Regions from separate parts of the Homo sapiens genome. Here region 1 is linked to region 2. Evidence: chromatin contacts called from ENCODE Hi-C or POLR2A ChIA-PET data. All regions are on one chromosome and are shown on one strand. The core of a region is the stretch at or near the end of the contact, and the rest is flanking DNA. Distances in the headings are between cores, read along the strand shown.

Region 1 (2,700 bases), core at 56-2,555, 42 kb before region 2:
GTGACTGGCCCTGCTCTTTCTGAGCAGATCAGTGAGGCAATGACCCCAAAGCGGGGCTGCCCAGAATCACCACAGGCTTCCTTTGGCTCTCCACCTTGCCCCAACCCCTCTGGCCACTGCTGCCTGGGGGTCTTTCTCCAGCTTGCCACATTCTTGCTCAAGTGTAGTTTAGCACCATGGATGGACAGCAGATTTGAATTTGAAATCAGCCCTAACATTAACTAGCTGGGTGACTTTTAGTAACTTTCTTTCTTTGAGCCTTAGTTGCCTCATCTATAAAACCAGAGTTGGACAAATAGATCAGCTTTGCTGGGGTTGATAACTTCAGGCCCTTTCAGGAGTCAGGTCCCTGTTATTCCAGGGCTAGGGGAGCACTCCAGCTCAGAACGTTACTCTGTAGCACAGGATGCGAATCATCCACTGATACCGTGGCCATGCAACTCTGAAACAGACAGCAACCCCCAAACCCCCGGCCCTGCCACCAAGCACATCTCAGGAGACCTCCACTGGTATAATTTCCCTTGTCCCTAAGAATCTCCTTCCCCAATCCCTTTCCTTTGCAGTTAGAAAAAGGCAAGCAGGACTGAGTTTAGTGGTTTTAAAATTAGGGGTGTGGCCAGGCACAGTGTCTCATGCCTGTAATTCTAGCACTTTGGGAGGCCTAAGCAGGCGGATCACTTGAGCTTAGCAGTTCAAGACCACCATGGGCAACATGGCAAAATCCTGTCTCTACAAAAAAATACAAAAGTTAGCTGGTCATAGTGGTGTGCCTGTGGTCCCAGCTACTCAGGAGGCTAAGGGGGAGGATGGCTTGAGTCTGGGAGGCTGGGAGGTGGAGGTTGCAGTGAGCCGAGATAACACCACCACACTCCAGCCTAGGTGACAGAGCCAGACCCTCTCAAAATAATAGTAATAAATAATAATAAAGTTAGGGGTGATCAGGCCCTGAACAGGGAAATGTTCTGTCCAAGGTCACAGAGCAAAGAGAACCCAGGTGTCCACAACTCAGCCAAGAGTCTTGACCCCTGTGTCGTCAGCTGCACACACGCTGCACACTCCACCAGCTCCTAGGCTTCTCTCCACATCTGACTTATCGAGGCCTGGGCTGTGGGTAGCTTTTTGGACAGAAAGAAGCAGAAAGCAGCAGGAGCTGCTCTCCGAGGACCGCACCTCAAAGAGCAAGATCCCCCAGGTGGGATCGCTCTGAGGCTTCAGGCAGGGGAGGCTGGTTTGAAAGCCGATCTCCAAGAGGGCGTGGCTCCAAAATGCTGGCAAATAAAAGCCTGGAGAGCCAGCACCAAGCTGGAGACCAGCAGGAGGCACAGGAAAACTGCAAGCCGCTCTGTTCCTGGGCCTCGGAAGTGGTGAGCTCGCTGAGGCAGGAGGAGCTCTGGGGAGGGTCTGGGAATGTGGACGAGGGCCCTGCAGGCCAAGATGGGGCAGATGGAGGGAGGAAGATGTTTGCGCTCCAGATGGCGAAGAAAATTCCAGGGAAGGGAGAATCACTGCACAGAGGGCTGACACACAGGTCCTTTCCAGAGACAGCTGCTCACACTCACACCCATACACACACACACACACACACAAAGGCAGATACAGGGAAAAGGCAGCACCATTCAGGCACACCTCACCTGTCAGACCAGCCAGCCCTGGCTCACTCACCTGGAATGCAGTATTTAAAGAACTCGCCATCCCACCTGCACACCCACGTAGAGACATCTCCCCACTGTGTTTCAGATGCCTATGGCGTCCCCTCAAACCCTGGTCCTCTATCTGCTGGTCCTGGCAGTCACTGAAGCCTGGGGCCAGGAGGCAGTCATCCCAGGCTGCCACTTGCACCGTGAGTACCTCTGGGACCGGAGGGCTAGGAGCAGTGGAGGTTCTGGGTGGGAGCAAAGAGCTGAGTGGACGGTGGGGCAGGCAGCACCCTAAAGGGCCCCACACTGAGGCACAGGCAACGGGAGCTGGGGCGAGGCAAACCTTGGCAGAGGCGCCGTCTACTGCTTGCCTATCTCCTTCTAGCCTTCAATGTGACAGTGCGAAGTGACCGCCAAGGCACCTGCCAGGGCTCCCACGTGGCACAGGCCTGTGTGGGCCACTGTGAGTCCAGCGCCTTCCCTTCTCGGTACTCTGTGCTGGTGGCCAGTGGTTACCGACACAACATCACCTCCGTCTCTCAGTGCTGCACCATCAGTGGCCTGAAGAAGGTGAGGAGGGCCCGGGCCCGGTGGATGGACGCTGGGGTCGCGGGAAGACCAGAGAGATGGAGATCCTAGACAGCCCTGAGAAAGGGGACTGCAGCACGGACTCCCCTCTCCCGCAGGTCAAAGTACAGCTGCAGTGTGTGGGGAGCCGGAGGGAGGAGCTCGAGATCTTCACGGCCAGGGCCTGCCAGTGTGACATGTGTCGCCTCTCTCGCTACTAGCCCATCCTCTCCCCTCCTTCCTCCCCTGGGTCACAGGGCTTGACGTTCTGGTGGGGGAAACCTGTGTTCAAGATTCAAAAACTGGAAGGAGCTCCAGCCCTGATGGTTACTTGCTATGGAATTTTTTTAAATAAGGGGAGGGTTGTTCCAGCTTTGATCCTTTGTAAGATTTTGTGACTGTCACCTGAGAAGAGGGGAGTTTCTGCTTCTTCCCTGCCTCTGCCTGGCCCTTCTAAACCAATCTTTCATCATTTTACTTCCCTCTTTGCCCTTAC
Region 2 (2,700 bases), core at 17-2,516:
CCCAGGACGGAGGCTTTTGGACCCTCGGACCCCATCCCACTCAGCCAAGTGTCTTTCTGTGTCTGGGGGGAGGAGGGGATGATATCCGTGTGGTTCGATGTATTATTTTTAAGCTCCGTGAGTGCGTGGGTCAGTGTCTGCATGAAGTGGAATAAACTGCCCACCGCCAGCCCCCCTCTCAGATCCTCTGTCCCTGTGAACCCTGGCCTCAGCCTTGACCTTGGCCCCGCCCCAGATCCCACCTCTGCACCCAGCACCTCCCATGTCACCACCAGGGGTCGCCATGCCTCCTGGCCTTGCCCAGCAGATCAGGGCACAGGGGGACCCAGAGGCACCCAGCCCTGCACGCCTTCCCCTGGCTCTGGGCTCTGCCTTGCCCCTCCCAGGAGGCTGCCACTCCAGCCCCACTCCTGATGTGGCAGGAGCTACGTGGGGCTGCCAGGGGAGGGAGGGATGGTCCTTGGAGCCCAGCTGACCCTGCCTGGTTGTCACTTGAGGCCACTCGGGGAAGGCTGAGCCTGAGGCATTCTAGATGTTGCTCTCACCATCCCTAGTGGGGGCTTTTGGGGTGGCCCAGGCCTTGGCCCCTTGGTTTCCACTCTGATCTGGGGTCCCAGCTCCAGCACTTGGAGGGGGGAGGGGTGCTGGAGCAGCGCTGCAGCCGGAATCCCAACCCTCACTGCACAAAGCTTTACACAGGACCAGGGAGCGCCCATTGCCCCCCACACATCTTGTTTCTTGTGAGCTGCTCCCATCGCGCTCCTCCCTGCCCTGCTTCCCAGTGGCGCTGCACAGAGGTGGGTGGGTCCATGGGGAAACCAAGGCTCGGGTTGGGAATCAGGGAACCCTCACCTTGCTAGGTTCCGCAGGCCTCTGGGGTTAGCAAAGGTCCCCCAGCCCTGCTCTGTGGCCCCTTCTGAGTGGGGGAGATCTGGGTACTGGGAACAGAGCAGAAGCTTTGTCCCGAGGGACCCTGGGGTCCTGGCTGCCCACGGACAGCTGGGGCAGCAGGCTGGTAAGAGACCAGGAGGGCGAGGCCCTGGAGGAGACAGGGCTGTGGAGACTCGGTGCTGATGCCACCCGGAGAGGCAGATGGGGCCCAGCCTGATGCTTCCTGGACCCGCCCCACCCTGCCCGGGCACAGTCCAGGGCTTCCTGCCCTTCGAACCGCACTTGTGATCAGTATTGACGGTGGTGGGATAATCATTAACCACCACCAGGGGCTGGGTCAACGGCTCAAAAGGCCCTGGGCCCAGGGTGTCCCCACTTCCTCCTTGTGCCCCGAAGGCCAGCCCGGCACTCAGGTAAGAGGCTTCCTGAGTGGTAGGACCCCTGCCGCCCTCCCTGTCCTAGGAGGCTCCTGAACCCAGGCACCTCTCTGAAGGGTGGCCAATCCTGAGGAAGAAAGGGACCTGGACAGCCATGGGGTGGCCGGGACGAGCCCCTTCCTCTCTGTGCCTTGGTTTCCACTGTGGGATAAGGGGGCCTTAGCATCAGCGCTCAGAGCTGTGGAGCCAGGATTCCTGATCGGGCGCTGTCTCTGCCAGGCCAGGGCACTTGGACACCACGCTGCAGGAGGCTGGTCTCGCCCAGGCCTCTGTGGGAAGGGCCGCCAGGCTGAGTGGAGGGCCAGCCACCAGCTACGGTGTCTTCCTTCGCAGGTCTGTCCCCCCAGGCAGAAGGATTCCAGCCCAGGGATCCCCCATCCCACCCTGACTGCATCCTGAGAAGGGGGGACGCCACTTCGGGAAGGTTGTTGGGGCAGCACAGGCCCTGGGGCCCTGCTCTGTGACCTTGGGCGGCCCCCTCTGTCTCTCTAGGCCTGTATGCACCACTGGCAAAGGGGGCAGGGCCCAAGTCTACTCTAAAAGCTCCCCTTTCTCTCCAGAAGCTTTGGAGTCTCCCAAAATGCCTGCTGGGTCTCTGCAGGACTGGCACCTGTCACCGGAACCTGTCTGGGAGGGACGAGAACACGCTTTGCAAGAGGAAGCTCTGCCTCACAGAGCCCTGGGCTCACTCAGGGACCCTGGCCAGCAGCTGCTTCCTCTCCCCACAGCGGAGAGAGACCCAAGGGTCCCAGGGCGGATGCTTCCCACCAGGCCAGCCCAGCGTGCAGGGTGGCCTCGTAAGTCCTGATTGACATATGGACAGTGGTTCAGAGAGGTTACGCTACTTGCTCAAGGTCACCCAGCTCCCAGGCCCCTGCTGTCTTCCAGGCCACTGAGGTCCTAAGCGTCCTTCCAGGCGAGCCACTGCTCACAGCCTGTTCCTCATGTTCTGCGGCAGGTTTGTGTATCTACATCTTTTCCAGTTCCCTGTCGTCCCCCTTCCTACACCTCGTCATCCACTATCCCTGTTTGTTTTCTCTGTTCCTTTCTAGTTCTCTACCTGCTCCTCTTATTTTTATTTGAGACAGGGTCTTTCTTTGTCACTGAGGCTGGAGTGCAGTGGCACAATCCCAGCTCACTGGAGCCTCGACCTCCCAGGCTCAAGTGATCCCCCGCCTCAGCCTCTTGAGTAGCTGGGACCACAGGCATGCATCACCACACCAGGCTAATTTTTTATTTTTTGTAGAGATGGGGTCTCACTGTGTTGCCCAGGCTGGTCTTGCACTCCTGGGCTCAAGAGATCCTCCCACCTTGGTCTCCCAAAGTGCTGGGATGCCAGGTGTGCACCGCCATCCTCGGCCTTACTCTTCTC

The links. Hi-C counts contacts between places; a loop is a spot of excess contacts on that map. ChIA-PET counts read pairs that join two places held with the same protein, here RNA polymerase II (POLR2A). Pooled maps may share reads with other maps.
Region 1: a loop to region 2 is called in a map of endothelial cell of hepatic sinusoid, with 14 times the contacts of the local background. The contact joins the promoter of GPHA2 here to the promoter of MIR194-2HG in region 2. A Hi-C loop is called at or near these places in 4 of 168 maps with a recorded cell type or tissue (astrocyte of the cerebellum, endothelial cell of hepatic sinusoid, posterior vena cava and 1 more) and 8 of 50 pooled maps. POLR2A ChIA-PET finds 5 or more read pairs at or near these places in 8 of 52 experiments (CD4-positive, alpha-beta memory T cell, Caco-2, HepG2 and 5 more).

The regions. Positions count from the first base shown.
Region 1 is chr11:64,934,498-64,937,197 of GRCh38, reverse strand. It overlaps GPHA2 (glycoprotein hormone subunit alpha 2), which reads left to right and starts at 1,305. Exons shown (of 4, transcript NM_130769.4): 1 at 1,305-1,364; 2 at 1,738-1,840; 3 at 2,023-2,207; 4 at 2,324-2,700. The coding sequence starts at 1,738. The coding sequence ends at 2,425.
Region 2 is chr11:64,892,015-64,894,714 of GRCh38, reverse strand. MIR194-2HG (MIR194-2 host gene) reads left to right here and starts at 1,266. Exons shown (of 3, transcript NR_133640.1): 1 at 1,266-1,304; 2 at 1,889-2,125. ATG2A (autophagy related 2A) reads left to right here. Exons shown (of 41, transcript NM_015104.3): 41 at 1-169.